Linked DNA regions of Mus musculus: region 2 is linked to region 1. Evidence: chromatin loops called from intact Hi-C (ENCODE). Cell type or tissue: left cerebral cortex. All regions are shown on one strand.

The links. Peaks named below come from ENCODE experiments on the same cell type or tissue, not always from the same donor. Only the 100,000 strongest peaks of a DNase experiment are listed, where the experiment ranks them.
Region 2: it touches region 1 in a loop (3-fold over the local background); 4 of 42 quality-filtered maps call a loop at or near these places.

Annotation. Positions count from the first base shown.
Region 1 is chr3:79,879,475-79,887,474 of GRCm38, reverse strand. It overlaps Gask1b (golgi associated kinase 1B), which reads right to left and starts at 1,545. Exons shown (of 4, transcript NM_133187.3): 1 at 345-1,545. The coding sequence starts at 1,248. Gm36569 (a long non-coding RNA gene) reads left to right here and starts at 669. Exons shown (of 3, transcript XR_375740.1): 1 at 669-1,379. In left cerebral cortex, CTCF peaks have their summits at 615 (motif pointing right), 2,587 (motif pointing left) and 4,221 (motif pointing left); DNase peaks (open chromatin) are centred at 1,463, 2,562, 4,199, 7,885 and 3 more places; H3K4me3 peaks cover 414 bases; H3K27ac peaks cover 2,015 bases.
Region 2 is chr3:80,793,408-80,801,407 of GRCm38, reverse strand. The region is part of intron 2 of Gria2 (glutamate receptor, ionotropic, AMPA2 (alpha 2)); the gene reads left to right. Among named protein-coding and RNA genes, the nearest start is that of Gria2, 5.3 kb to the left of the region's middle. In left cerebral cortex, CTCF peaks have their summits at 981, 1,513 and 4,427 (motif pointing right); DNase peaks (open chromatin) are centred at 227, 980 and 3,230; H3K4me3 peaks cover 7,413 bases; H3K27ac peaks cover 4,409 bases.

The DNA of each region.
Region 1 (8,000 bases):
GCTGTCAGCAAGCTCTGTACCCTGGCTTCCTGTCATCGTGCAAACTGTCACTAGTTTTAATTAGATTTAACATGCCACGAAAAAGTGCACAGAGAGAAACGGAGAGCAAAGATTGCAGTGTGGGCTTTCCCTCACATGCCCAGCACAGCTGTGCATTAGAACTCTAATATCCCCAGACTGGGAAATAGAAGAATGCCACGCGTATGGAAAAATGACGCTACTGCTGCTGCTGCTGTCCAAATGGGAAACATGGGTGGGGAAAATAATTCAGAGAGAGTGGGGGAAAGGAGAAAACGATCCCAAATCCCCAGCAGCTGCAAATAAGAAGCAAGTGAATCTGTTACCTTGGATGAACTCTAATTTCCTGCTCACAGATGGCAGGGTCCTGTTGAGACCCAGGATCCTGTCCAGGTGGAAGGCGAACACTTCACTCATGTCCAGCGGCTGCTTGAGAAGCCCACAGGGGCTAGGCCCGCAGCCAGGCACAGAGCCTGAGGTGCTCCCTTCCAACACCAGCAAGCGGGTACCACTCTTAGAGATAGGTAGGATGCTAGCCACCTCACTATCAGCCAGGAGGCGCATTCTGCGGATGTCTTCTTTGCTCAGCCATGAGGGGGCGCTCTCGCTATAAATCCTAATGTTGCTCTCTCGGGCCCTAGGCTGCTGCAAGTTTGAACCTCTAGTTCTGACTCCAGGACCACGCAGCACCCTCCAGGGTCGTTCACCAACCTTGGTTAGGTAACCCTGAACATAGCCAGGTACTTCAGCATCTGCTGCCCGTGCAGCTTCCTGCTGTATAAGGGATGGTCTAACCAGCACCTCCTGATCAGGGGCTGCAGATGCCACCGCATACTTCTTCCTGCGCTTGGGTTTCACCGTGCCACGGATATTCGCAGGCTTGCTGCGCTTGGAGCGTAGAGTAATGTACACCACGTTGGGCTGCAAAGTGCTTCCATTGCCCTGCAACTCTGGAGGGGCCAGGGTACCATCCAGGGGAATCTCAGAGAAGGGTACCTTGAAGATGTCGTGACCGTTGGGTGGTCCCCTGTCAGTCGCCTGCCCATGCTGAAAGGAACCTCTGCCCACCTGGCTCACCAGAAAGCCCAGGTAGATGGCACAGGCAGTGCCCAGCAGGAGGTTCCGTCTGGTCCTGGGACGCCGACTACTCCAAAGTTTACACACTCGTGGGGCGCACAGAGAGCAGACAAACCAGTTTACGAGCTGCCCCGGCTTGTCTGGACAGGTCATTTCTCTGCCGCTTCCACATGCTGAACTGAGTTTAAAGTCTGCAGCTGGCTCCGGGTGACATGATTCATGGCTTCCTGAATCCAGCCGTCCAGTCCGCTTCGCTATCTAAGTGGTCTCCAACAGGCAGAGAGGTAAAAGAGAAGGGTCGCTGCTGCGGGTTCTGGGAACGCTTTGTGAACTGGCCACCGCAAGCCTTTTAAACTCCTATCAGCCTTTCCCAGGAGAAAGGAGGGCTGACTCTGGGAATGAATGGAAACAAGAGTTGACTGAATCACTAACTCAACCCATTTCAGTTCCTCTACAAGAGGAAAGAGGCGAGTAACCCTTTCCTTCCACAAATTCTACCAAGTTTGGTGTAAAGTTTAAAATGCGGAAGCAAGATAGGTGTGTGAGTCTGATTTTACTTTAAAGTAATGAAGACAAGCTGCAAAGAGCGTTTGCTAGCTCACAGTTAAAGCCACTACATCTGAGAAGCAAAACTCTTAAAAGTCATCAACCAGGATCCCCTGCAGACCCCCTTTTTGTGATTCAGAAATAAGAAAAGAAATAAATACTTTTTAAGATTTTTATAGACACCCTAACTTTTGTAAGATATATATTACAAAAATATCAAGTAGTGAGTTCATATTTAAACATATTCTCTTAACTAATGTTCCACATTGTTTTCACAATATATTCCATATCTAAAATTGTTATTTAACTACCCCTTGATGTTTATATAGCTTGAAAAGGGTGAGTTCTCTCTCTCTCTCTCTCTCTCTCTCTCTCTCTCTCTCTCTCTCTCACACACACACACACACACACACACACACACACACACAACTTTTTATTCCTTTTCTTTCCACTAAAGAGAGCAAAAATGAAAGAAAAGAATATCTAGGTTTTTTGGTGGGTTTTTTTTTGTTGTTTTTTTTTTTGTTGTTGTTTTTTTTGCCTTTTTCTTCACATTTTTAAATAGAGGGAAAAAGTTGTTTAAGAAGAAAAACAAAACTTTACTTACACAGCTGGCCCCACGCTTAGCTCCAGGAAGAATGGAATTCCTGACTCTAATGCACAGAACTTTGAAAGGCTGAGGCACGTAAGGAGAACATATTTCATGGCCAAGGGTGTTCCACCTTTCAAACATCTCGGCTCAGCCTTAAAAGCTGCCGCCTTCTAACAGCGGAGCAAAATGATTTGTAAACTGGCTGCTGCGCCGTTTTCAGACACGTGAGGTTCTTTTTAAAGATGACTAAAAAAATAAAAAATAAAATTTAATTTTGAATTTCTCCAAACACAGCTCAGACCCAGTTTTCATTCAAACAACTTTCTGCTCCTTTCAGCCCCTGGGAGCCCCCTAGTGTCTCATTTGCTAAGCGACACAGAAATGGCAGCCTTGGGAAGCTGAAGTGATCTGAAGTGTTTTGCTGGAGTTGGCGGAGACCCTGTTGCCAAATAAATACCTTAGAAAAATGAGGAGTGCCCACTGACCCCTGCCTGACCCCACGGAGTTGGGAAGGGGAAACTGGACGCCAGAGTCCAGGGCCTGCAACTTACCTTACATCTGGGCTGTTTGCAGACTAACTCTTGTCTCCCACCAGTTCTCGATGGGGGTAAAACGGCCAGGAAAGGTAGACAAAGCTAAGAAGGGGGTCACTGGAAATGAGTAGAGAAACGGAAGCGTGAGATAAGAGTGGGGTGTAGGGAGATGAGAAGGTTCTTGCAGCATGCAAATGAACACAGCAACAGCCCTCAGAAGGCAGCCTGGACCCCTTCTGATTGGAGGTCTTCTGAAAACAGGTTAGTGATTGGCCTGGGTCATTTGCATGTCCTGGCACAAAGGCAGGATCAGATGACCTTGGGGTCTCACTGGGCTTACTTGTCTCTGCTTCCACAGCAAACAGAATCAAACAAGAAGCCACCAATGGGATAGGGACGATTACCCCCTTTTTAGAGAAAAGGCTGTGATGTGGTGGGAAATGAAAATAATAGAATATGATGCTGTATAATCCTTAAAATATCGTGTTACAATGCCAAAAAAAAAAGCAAAGATTTTCCCATTCTCAAACTATTCTTCCTCTTTAAAAGTTATGATACATCATGAAAAGAGACAAATCAGAGATGGACAGGAACCTTAAAGTTCTGACTGGCTTTGACTAAACTTAATGAGAATTCGGGCACTGAAGTCATTTTCTTTATGCTCCAAAACTCTTAAAGCAAACTCTATGAACATGAATTTGTTTTCTAGAAAGTATCTCAGAAGTTTCTGAGATGGGACAATGGCAGAACTGCTTTTTTGTTTGTTTGGTTGGTTGGTTTGGCTTGGTTTTTTCGAGACAGGATTTCTCTGTGTAGCTCTGGCTGTCCTGGAACTCTTTGTAGACCAGACTGGCCTCAAACTCAGAAATCCACCTGCCTCTGCCTCCCGAGCGCTGGGATTAAAGGTGCGCGCCACCACGCCCGGCTCAGAACTGCTTTTTATAGCTATCTTGTACTTTACGCATATTCAAAAGATTAATTGACCTAAGTAAGCCTTTACAAAGGAAAGCCCTGAGCTGAGGTGTGGCTTGCTGATAGAGCACTAGTTTAGCATGTGGGAGCTCTTAAAGTCCTATTTTTGACAACATAAAATATTAAATTAAAAACTCATAGATAAACATTTGGCAGAAGCCTCTTCCAGACGTTTTAAAGGCAACTTTAGGGGGCACCTAGGAAGCAGAAGGTTGTGTGGGCTCATAAATCCAGCTGATTCCTCTCTTACCTGAAAAGAATGTTCCTTATAAGGAAAGATTCAGTTCATTATTCCCCTCCTTCCATCACAATGGGGACTAACAGGAGCTAAGCCGTGTGGTCAGCAAAGGATAAGTCAGAAACGTGGCTCTGCCCCTCAATTACTGTGGTGCAGACTGGAACCGGTCTCATCTTCAGTATTGAGGAGTCCACATCCAAGAGTCAGACAACAGCACTCGCCCTGAGGGCTCCCCCTTGTGGTTAAAGGAGTCAGCATGGATGGAAGGACCTTCTGGAAGAGTTGGTGATGTGTTTGTCTTTCTCGCCTCCTGTCCACACCTTACTGAGTTTCTCAAAGAACCGTCTACTGAAACCGGTCATGCCAAGGAAAAGCCATTACTGTAGACTTGGGGACAAGCATAAGAAATTATTTATGTTGTGAAAATAAAATCAGTACATCAGACGAGGCTCCTTCGATGTAATCAGAGAACAGTTAGTATATCATTACTTCCACTGCCATTCAAACCTATGCTGAGGCCTTATTACCATCTTCAACCCCCTTGGCTACAACTCCAGGTGGGATCTAGGTCTCTTCTTTCTACACTGGGGTTGCACTGGGAGGAGGTTTAAAGTTTATCAGTTATTGTTAGTCCTAGATGTTTCTGCATAACTTATCAAAATGTTTGATTCTGTATCGTAGTCAAATCTTTTCATTTCACAGTGGAATCATACTCCCTCTGCAGAAGCTACCTTGGCCTCTCAAAAAGCATGTACCCACAATTCCAGCACTCTGGAGGCTGAAGAATATTAGAGGGCAGCTTGGGCTACATAGCAAGAAGTTATCTCAAATCCAACACACACACACACACACACACACACACACACACACACACACGAAAAACTACTAAAACAGAAAAGCAAGGTGACCCATGGTGTTTGTTTGCTTGTTTGTGTGTTTCCTGTATAATAAATCCATTCTGGGCTTTTCTACCTCCTCACCGAATGCTAAGCCTGGCTCCAGGTAACCCAGTGTTCGATAGACTAGGGGGAGAGCAGAAAATCTCCCCTTTGAAACTATTGTGAATCTACTGAGCAGGTCCCTGGGCATGGGGTATATGTGCCCTCCAAGGAGCATCTTACAATCTCTTCAAAGGGGCCAATATCACAGCATCTCTCCAGCTGGCTATTGATGTCTCCTCAGACTCTGAAATCCATCATTCCACCATTACACACTAGTCATTACACTTCACCTCTCCTAATTGTTCTCTCAAGCAGCATGTCAGATGACCAGCAAACTGGCTTCCTTAGCCCTGTCTCATAAGGGATGTGATTCAACAGTCTCCATCAGCACCCTTGGTCTACATGGTAAATTCCCTTCATGTGGTGACCCACACTTCATCTCAGAATGCCCATTCTTGGATATGTAACATGTAACAAGCAAGGGTCAACAAAGAAAAGGGAAGAGTTAGTGAGTGAACTTTCAGTGAGAGTCCCTATAAATTATTTTGCCAATAGCTTTCAGAAGGTTGGGGAGTTTGAGTCCACAGGGCACACAGTGGTACTCCTGACAGGATGCACCACTTCACTGGAAGCTCAATTCAACTGCAGCCTTTCTCCTGCTTGCCACATGGGAATTCCTCATGTGTGTGCTGACTGCTTGCCACGTGGGAATTCCTCATGTGTGTGCTGATTGTTTTCACTCCAGGCCTGGATAGTGCCAAGCTGCCCTGCTAGGAAACTGAAGTACTCTCAACTTCATAATCCTTGAAATACCGTGATACAGGTGCATTCTTGGTAATAAGGAATATGGTTTTACCTAGATTTTGGTTTGGCTTTTGTGTTTCTTTTTTATGTCTTTGTTATTGCTGTTGCTATTTGGTTGGTGGTGATCTTGTCATTATTTTGAGGCAGGGTCTAGCCTAGAGTTCACAGCAGTCCTCCTGCCTCAGATTCACAAATGCTAACATTCCAAGTGTGGCCCACTTTACCAGCTTGCAACTGTTTAGATAGCACTGTGTGTTTTAGTTTTTCCTTGAGCTGTGTGCAGAGAGTCCCACTTCTTACACTGTTTTGTAGAAACCCACAGACATCCATGTAGCATGAGAAGTTTCCTCACAGAAACCATCTCTACAGAGCTCCATGTCTACCCTGACTTGCAGTGGAGGGAGCACTTCAGGAGAACCTATCTCCTCAGAGATGTCCTAATAAATCCCTGGCCAGACACTCATTGTCACAGCTTGCAGGTGCTCCTACATAAGCAAGAGATACAGTAGCCATATTCCCAAGAGATGTCTCATGGTATTAAATGTGTTCTTGATCTGTGACCAAAACTGATTAAGAGCAAAAGGATGCTCCTGGCCCCGGTAAAGAAATGTCTTGCCACAATCCATTTAGCCTAACTTCGCTAGAAAGGTGGTGTCATTTCTTTAAAGCTGTGTGTTAGAATGGTCCTGTTGAATTACCAAAAAATGTTTGCATGAACAGACCATACCATAACACATCAAATCCTTGCCAGCCATCAGACATCATGGCACGTGCCTTTAAAACCAGCAATTGGGAGGCAGAAGCAGGGGGTCTCTGTGAGTTCAAAGCCAGCCTGGTCTGCAAAGCAAATCGTAGAACAGCCAGAAATATATAGGAAGACCCTGTCTCAACCCTCAGAAAATATATAGCAGCCAATTTAACTTAAGTTTAAAGAAAGAAGGATGTATAAGGTTGTTATTTCACCTCTTAATCATTTGGTGTTTTGTGAATATTAGAATAATTCACATTTGCTTCAATTGACATTGAGATTTTTAATTTATTTTTAGATCTATTTACTGTGTATGAACATTATGCCTGTATGTATGTTGTGCACCGTGTGTGTGTGTGTGTGTGTGTGTGTGTGTGTGTGTGTGTGTGTGTAGTGCCCTTGGAGGTCAGGAGACAGTGTCAGTCAGATCTTCTGGAACTGAGGTTACAGATGGCTGTGAGTGACCATGTGGGTGCTGGAAATTGAGCTTGGGTCCCATACAAGGGCAGCTATGCTGTCTGATGAGTCAATCCTCTGGCTTCATCAGGGGAAAAAAATCTGGAAAATTAACTGAAGACTATGTAAGCTATTACCAAAATATGCAGAGAATCTAGACAACTAAATGCTTCTACTTCAGAAATGGACAATAAGTCCTTAGTGTGTGGCCTTGACCCCTGCCAACACACCACTTGTGGGGAAGAATAAGTGGCTGCGTACTGGACCCAGGATACCCACAGCCTGCATCAATGTACATAAGTAAAGATTGCTCAAAACTGGCTCAACGCTTGGGCCCCTAGCAAGAAATTAGACCAGAACTGTAAATCATCTCCCCTTACCTCAAGCACAGTTTATACAACAGAAAATAAGCTATGCGACTGTATTTGAAGAAAGGAAGACCTCTTAGCTATGCTAGATTAAATTTAGCACACTAGAAATGCTTCAGAATTATAAATAAACATGATACATAGGAGGCAAATGAGGGAGAAAAGTGAGATTTCTCATTCATTTAAAGCTGGTGGTTTTGAGAGTTTATATGCCACCATCTATGATTCAAATATGTGCAGCATATCTGATATGTGGGTGTATAGCTTCACATACATGTGTTATGAACTGATCAAAAACCTAGATTAGGAAGGACAGCCTGGGATAATATCACAATCCCTGCCCATCCAACCATTCTCAGCCCTGAAGCTCTAATAGATTCATGGTAACTTTAGGAAGATCCTGCTTGAGGTACCTTCGAGTATTCTGAGATAGAATGAGAAATAAGCAACACATTTGAGTCTCTAGCTGAGGAGATGTGACACAGGGTCTGATGGCACCTTGCTCTCTCCAGGGCTGTTCAGGCCCATGGTGAGTAGGTGGAGCATAGCAGGACAGCATCCATGGGGTGAACCATGTTATACATGGAGACAGGAGCAGTGACAGGTGCAGCGGCGACGTGCCCTTAAGCTGCTTCACGGACAGGAAACAGGCACAAACAAGGCTTACGTGTAGTAACCAGAACTGACAGGCTTATAAGCCTATGAGT
Region 2 (8,000 bases), 910 kb before region 1:
ACCGGCGGGCAGTGAAGTGGGGACAAAAGGCACTGAACAGTATGCGCAGTATGTGCACCCTAGAATCTGGGGTAGGGGTTGGACTTGGACTGTTCTTTCGAATTCAGGGGGTTCTTGCTTGATTCTGGCGCCTCTAAAGAGGATCTCCCAACCCCCTCCCTCTTGCGCGCCTATTGGCACTCTACCAAAAGAGAACACGCTGTTCCCCAGGGCGCGCTGTGGGACTGTTGGATAGATCTCATGCCTTAGTCCGGTAGCCTGGCAGGGCAGCTTCGACCTACAGTCCCCGCAAGCCCCACGTCGTCCTATTGCACGGGACAAGTTATTGCAATGGTTGAGGAGTTGGGCCCGGGGCTGTTACATAATGCCCACCCGAGGGGCGCGGGCACGAGACTGACGCAGGCCCTGACTGGCTTGTGTGAGCGGGCATGGAAGGGATGCTAAGAGAATGGAGACCCCGAAGGGCTGAGAATGCGGGCAGCGGGGGATGAGGCTGTTGATGGGGATGCCTACCAGATACAAACCTCAACCTGATCGCCGGCAGAGCAGGGATGAGGAAGGCGGGGAACAGAAGCTAGGTGCATTCTCAGTTCCCTGAAGCTACGCCCAAGTAGAGGCGAGGGTGGCCTGAGTGCTCACCAGCCGCGCGTGCTTTGTTCCAGGGTCGCAGGCTCAGGCAAAGGCGACTGGAGACTGAGGATGACTCGGAAGCGATTGCATCCGGCTGAGTTTTAAAATTTGAAGAAGTCGCAGACCAGCCATTTTAGCTTTTGTAGTTTTCAGTATCAGCCCCTGGCCTCTGCATAGGGATCTGGAACTCCTGAGGACGCTCTGGCAAGGCTTTAGGCAGAATGACTGGTGTCCAGTTGCTGGGCAAGTGCGAGGTCGCCCGAGGCCGAGGACTAGGTCCCCGTGCAGAGGCAGCATCCTGCGCGCTCCCAGCTGCTACCATTTCCGGCCTCCAGGCTGGCAGATGTTTCCTGCCTTGGTGTTCTTAGCTTCCATGCCATAGATAACAATTCGGGGGAAGATTTGCAGGTGGTTCACCTCCCACTTTGGTTCCCCTGTAACAGAGCGGAAAATCACCAGAGGAAATGCCCAAGGCAGTGTTCCCACAACCGGTTGCCATCCCACCCACACCCCACCTCACCCCCGCCCCCCAAAGCCTGTCATGTATTCTGTGCTTTAGTTCTTTAACACCAGGGACATCAACAGGCCAGTTTGCAAACCGTGTCCGCAAACAAATAAATGAAGAAATGCATAGGGTGATAATGTGCTTCTGGTCATTTATAAGACCAGAATTCTAGTTTTTCTGAAAGAGCCTTTTAAGGATAGTTCTCTTAATATGCTAATGTTGAGGAAAGAGGCAGAGAGAGAGAGAGAGAGAGAGAGAGAGAGAGAGAGAGAGAGAGAGAGAGAGAGAGAGAGAGAGAGAGAGAGATTGTTGAAAATGGAGTCAGAGATAGAAAGAGAGAGAGAGAGATACACAGAGAACTTCCTCATAGAAGAGACACTAGATGGCTCAGTGGGTAAAAACATTTCCTTCAAACTGATGGACCTGGGATTACTCCCTGGTCTCTGAGAGGAGAAGGAGAGAAATGACGCCTGGATATTGATTGTCCTCTGACCTCCACATGCCCCCTCCAAATAAATAATTGAATAAAAATTTAAAATGTAATAGAATATTACAGAAAAGTATCCCAATGCAATACATGTTATTACATAACAGACACAAACAAAATGTTTTAAATAAATGTGAAAGGCGTCTTTAATTGTCCTATTTACCTACTGAATTAGGCCATTCCTGCGCTACCAAAGAAGTTTCCGTTTCTTGTGAGTTACAGTTTGGCATGCAACTTGAGCTGAATTGTACCGAGCTGCATTTGTATGCACAAATGCAGTGTCACAGTGCGCTGACAAGTAGGGTTACACAAAGATTCTGAAATATTAAAACATTTTGAAAATATTTAATAAGCAAGAAGTTGATCGTTGGTAACAAATAAAGAGATGAGCTAACTGGGAAACTAACAAATACAGCCACCAAACTAAACGAATGTTTCTCTGTTCCAACAGGTGCCGAGCCACTGTACTGGGGCTCTTTAAGGCTCAGAGATTGTACTTTGTGTGGCATGTATCCTCAGGCTAATATCGTTGACTGGGTTTATTTCTAGTATGAATTGTACTGAAATGAGATACGTGGCAAGAGTACACCCACAAGGAACAAATACATTGTTTTCTTTTACATACTGAATTTTATATATCTGACCATAGTTCTAAAATGCAGTATATTCAAGCCTTCATTTTTTTGAAATAGATTTTTTTCCTTTAAAAAAGTCACAAAAGCAAACATTCTAAACTATACATTCCCAAATCATAAGACTGCCCCACCCACAGAGCAGTATACCAGGCACTAAAACAACAGGAAGAAACAAGAGAAACAATGCCTCAGGAGAACCCAGGACCTTGACTTTGCAACTCCAATGCTGTAAGCTTACTGACTACTACAGATCACTGATATGCCACAGTAAAAGAAATGAGGCTCTGCAAACAGAATTTTCTAGAGTGCACATTGGCAAGTGGTAAAATTTCTAAAACTTGCAAAGACAAATATTTGCCTTGGAGGCAGGGGGCTAAGAATAGTAAAAATGATACAATTAATTTAACTCTTTAAAGGGAAGAAAGGAGATGAGAGCAGAGGAGGCATATGTGTGCACAACCAAATAACCACAACTTCCAGGTTAAATAAATAAAAGTCTGTCTTGCCCCATGTATCAAGGTAAACATGGCCACTTAGAGGCTGCTGTGGGTTTTACCCCAGTGCAAATAGATAATTTGTTTCCTTACTCTATTTAGTCATCTTTCATAGAAAAGATACAACAGCATTAAGTACATTGACAAGCAAGATCAACAATGTCTTTCCCCCATTTTCTCCGGAAACCTAAGGAGGCTATGACAATTTTGCATTGTATGAATTACTAATTGCTGCTTCTAAACAAGATTATTCTTTATCCTAATGAGTGCACAGAACAAAAGTTATTTGTTAAGATTTGTTTGTAAGAAAGCAAAGCTTTAGAATGAAGGGCTATCGTTTTGTCAGAGGAGTGGATCTGCTTAGTACTTAACTGTGTGAGATGGATGCTCCTACTCAGGAACACTGAGGCTGACATAGAGTTAAATGTCTAAGGATGTCTACTGAATGGTGTAAGAGTTAAATGAAAGGAAGTCATTTTATTCTGATCTAGAATGTACTCTGCTGCACTCAGCTCCCACACCTTTTCAGTCACAACCAGATGATGAAAGTACCTGTTTGTTCCCATTTTGTTTCCATGGATACCAGAGAAGACAAAGACAGACTTCCAATGTGTTTTTTTTTTTCTTTTTCCTCTCTGCCTTGTTTTTTTTTTTTTTTTTTCTTCTTTTCAAGCCCTTCTCCTCTCCCCACTGATCCCTTGCTCCCCCTTTCCTTTCTTTTTGGATTTTGTTCAAATGAATGTTTAAATAAGCTTTTATTATGAGAAAAATGTAAAGCTCAAAGAAGAGAGAAAATTGAGACTATCATTTTAGCAAGAGTTGAAAGCAGTGAGGAACCTCAGAATCCAATCTTTTATCCATCCACCCATTTATCCACCTATCCACCCATTTATCCACCCATCCACCCATCCACCTATCCACCCATCCATCCATCCATCCAGCCAGCCACCCACCCATCCACCCATTCATCCATCCACCGATTCAATCCACCCATTCATCCATCCATCCATCCATCCATCCATCCATCCATCCATCCAGTACCACAATCTCCCTAGTACCTTCTAATTGTCAGAGAATAAATGAATATTATCCCAATAACAAATGCTTTCTGATCATTTACTTCAGTGGTCTTTCTAATGGTTTTGGGAGACTCGGTAATGCTATACTTTTCATGAGGAGAAGCCTCTGAGGTCCTGTATGAGTGGTTTACTGTGAGTATGGAAAAGAACTCTAGTAGGTCTTCATGAGTAAGTCATCATAGTAAAAGAAAAAAATCTCAATTTTTGAGAAAAGAATAAGTTGATATTTGTGTTTCTATACACACTCTAAAGTTAGCTAACAAAACCAAGAAGTGTGTTTAGAAAAAAATATTAAGTACTGTATACTATAAATGATTTTAGTAAAATTGAATATGGGACTAATTAGAAAAACGTTTAAATGGAACTTTTAAAATAGGTTATATATATGAGTATTCAAGCTCCTACAATTTGGGGATTAAAGAACAAATAAATCTGCTTATATGCATCTGTTTCTATTTATTCTAATGGATTATTATGATAAATGAGCATTTATCTAGCTAATAGTAATTTAACATTTTTATATTTTAATTCTATAATGGTACATACATTATAAAAATTTAAAAATTACATAAAACAGTGATTAAAATTTTATTTTTCTCTGAGCCAGCAGATGGAGATGTTGGAGAAAAGATTGTGCTCCATCAAACTGCTGCACACATTGAATACCTTCTAAGACATCAGAAATGAATTTATTTGGAGACATATAAAAATGTCAATTAAATGTATTTAGAAAGAATTAACTACAATACCATGTTTGGAAATAATATTCAGTAAATACTTTAAGAAACAGATTGTTTAAGAGTTTATTTTTAATTATAAATTTCTACATATTTTTGCAAACTTGATCACAGGCACAGAATTCTAAAATAATTCTTACACACATACATACACACAAACACACACATACACACACACACACACACCAGAATGTGTGTGTGTGTGTGTGTGTGTGTGTATGTGTCAGATTTTAAGCCTTAATTTTTTACCAAATATTAGTTCTAAAATGTCTTTCCTATCAGTGGATTTTAGTACTGAATTATTGAAATTGTATATCTGTGTCCATCAAATTATTTAATGTTTGATAGCCTTCAGTACACTGTACATAGAATGAATCCTGTGTGTTTGGGCCATATGTGTGCATCTATAGTTTTAATTATAGAATTACATAAGAATTGATTGCTCAGTTCATCACATATAGCTTTTTCCTTGGGAAATATATGAAACATACCATTACTAACTATAATATAAAGAGTTTAAAGAAACCAGAAATAACTTGGATGCTGTTATAAAAAATCATGATATGAAGGAAACAAACAAGAACCAGAAAGAGAAACTATTGCCCTTTTAACTAAAACATTAGAGAAACTACATAGCTCATTTATATCTAAATAGATAATAAATAGGTAATTTATTGTTGAATTATCTGTACTGAAAATTTTCTCCGTTTATTTTTATTTTTATATTTTATTTTATTTTATTTTGATTTTTTCAAGACAGGGTTTTTCTGTGTAGCTCTGGCTGTCCTGAAACTCACTCTGTAGACCAGACTGGCCTCGAAGTCAGAAATCTACCTGCCTCTGCCTCCTGAGTGCTGGGATTAAAGGTGTGAACCACTACTGCCCTTCAAAAATTTTGTTCTTATTTAAGAAATGTCAAGGAAATTGAAGAACACAGAACAGAAATTAGATTGTAATTGGTTAAAATAATTGTATTTTGGGCTGAAACTTAGTACGTAAATAAAAATCATGACAAGAAACTATAGCATGGTTATGTATTTGACTGCTATTTGATATCTTGCTACTTCCGTCTGGAGGATATTTTGTTTCTCAGCAAGTGTCAATAGGCAGGTTACTGTACTGTGACACCCTGACAACTGGATGCTCTCAGGCTCTCTTGACATCTAGGGACTACCCCTTCAGTTATCTCTAAACTATGTGTAATGTTGAAAAATGTAAGGAAAGAAGCAGCTGCTTGCTAATTATTCCAGTGTTTCAGACACTGTAAGAAAAGTCAACAGACATAGTTAACTACAGAGCTCATTTTATCAGAGGTTAACAACTAAAGTGAAATGAGGAACTATTATTTTTTTTCTCGTCTTTTCATCTTGCGTTAGAGTCAAACATTGACTGGGCTTTATTAGCCTCTGAGTACTATTCCACTCCCCTCCCCTTTGTAAAAAAATACTGTATTCTACTGAAGATTCTATGGATCCTATTGAAAGAATAAAACTCTCTTAATGGCAATTTTTAGTCAAAATTTCTGAGATTATCTCAAGTGGGTTTAATAATTATCAAACCTGTTACAATGTGCCCCTTCCATGGAACTGGAAAATGAACTTTTGAGCTCAACGTTGATATTTCAAAACTAATCATGATTTAAAATTATATATATATATATATAACATGATTTAAAATTTTATATATTTTTTGAAACAATAGTTACCAATTTTGAAGAAAATGCTCATTTTCTTCTACTCTTAGTAACTCTCCAGTACTAGTCTGCTAAGACGTCAGACAGAATAATTTTTGTGTTCATTCTTTTAGTGAAAAAATTAACTGAAATGTCTAGAATTAAAAATTTGTATTCTTCAGAGAACATTTTGAAATCTATTGCATTGTGTATTTGTATACGTGTGTGTGTGTGAGTGTGTGTGTATGTGTGTGAGTGTGTGTGTGTGTTGTGATTACTTTGTATACATGAACTTTCGTTTTCTTCTGAGCATATAGTTTATCTTTAAGTTAGTCTCTAGTAGTTTTGCTCTGTCTTTTCACTATATTGATACTTTTTGGGTATATTAACTTATTATATATCATTTTTTACATTAGGATATTAATTTGATCAACAGTCTAAGTGCTTACTTCTAACTTACGGATTAAAGCTAGGGACAGTTGTAAGATTTAATATGATAAACTTAAGAACAGTCTTCAGCAAAATAGAATCAGGAGAGTTGTGAAATACCAGGCCGATTTCAGAAAGACATTTTTAAATAAAGAATTTCTTATGCTACTTTGATTTATCTGTATCTTATGCCTAAAAAAATCATTTCTATGTCAAAAGCCATACATGCTTTTATTAATTTTAATATTTTGAGACTTCTTCAGAAATTAAGATTTTAGTGTTGTAAAATCTATTTAGTGCTGAATTCTCTGTTTTTGGTAGTTATTTCAATGTTCAAAATACGATAAAAAAGTAGGTTTAGGAAAAATTTTTCCTAAATTTTTGTAAAATTCTAAAATCTAAAGTAATATGAATAGGGCACCTTAATGCCATGATACTCCCTTCTCCGTATGTAAAATTAACTCTAAATGTTTGCCATTTTCTTCGTTTGTGTCCCTTTGAAGCTGTTACTCTGATGAATGTCTGTAAGCCTCAGAAAATATCCCTGCATCATACGTATTTTGTCTAGCTTACTAAACACTCAGATTCTACTGATAGACATGGAACAAATATATTTATATAACACAAGACTGCCTATTGCTTTAATAAACTATATGTGTGTCTTGTATAATTCTCCACCCATCAAAGAATATAGACTAAATTATTCATTTCCATGTTCAACACTGAAGTTTGAGTTACATAACTTGACATCAGAAAAGATTGCATTATCCATTAGTCTTTTATGGCTGATTTTAACCCTCAGTCAGAGTTTTGTTTCTGATTTAGCATCCATTAACATCAGCCCAGTTGCTGCAGCAAGAATGTCAACCACGGGATTATATAGGTTTCATTTTGTATGTGGGAGAGGGTCATCATTTTTAAGCAAGAATCTCCAGATCAATGAAAATATTCTCTGATGTATATTGCAAATACCATATGTAAAGTGCAAGAACATAGACCATGAAGAGCAAGGGGACACATCGCAGGCACTGGAACTTTATCACTAGCCAGAGCTGTAAGAATTAACATTTGAATTTCCTCTCTCTTTCTCTTCTTCAATGTTTACTTTGGTTTGATGGTTGCTTCACTTGGGTCTTTTCTAGAGTGAATCATCTGAACTTTCATAGGGCTTTTTACAATTGATTGAATTCTTATTGTAAGATTACTTTTGATGTGGTATAGAAATGATTTATTGTGTGTACGGGAAAATCAGGTAAGGAGGCAGTGTCTATGTTCCTTTTTCCAAACACAACACTGAGGTGTTTTATCATTCGGGAATGGGAGAAAAAAAGC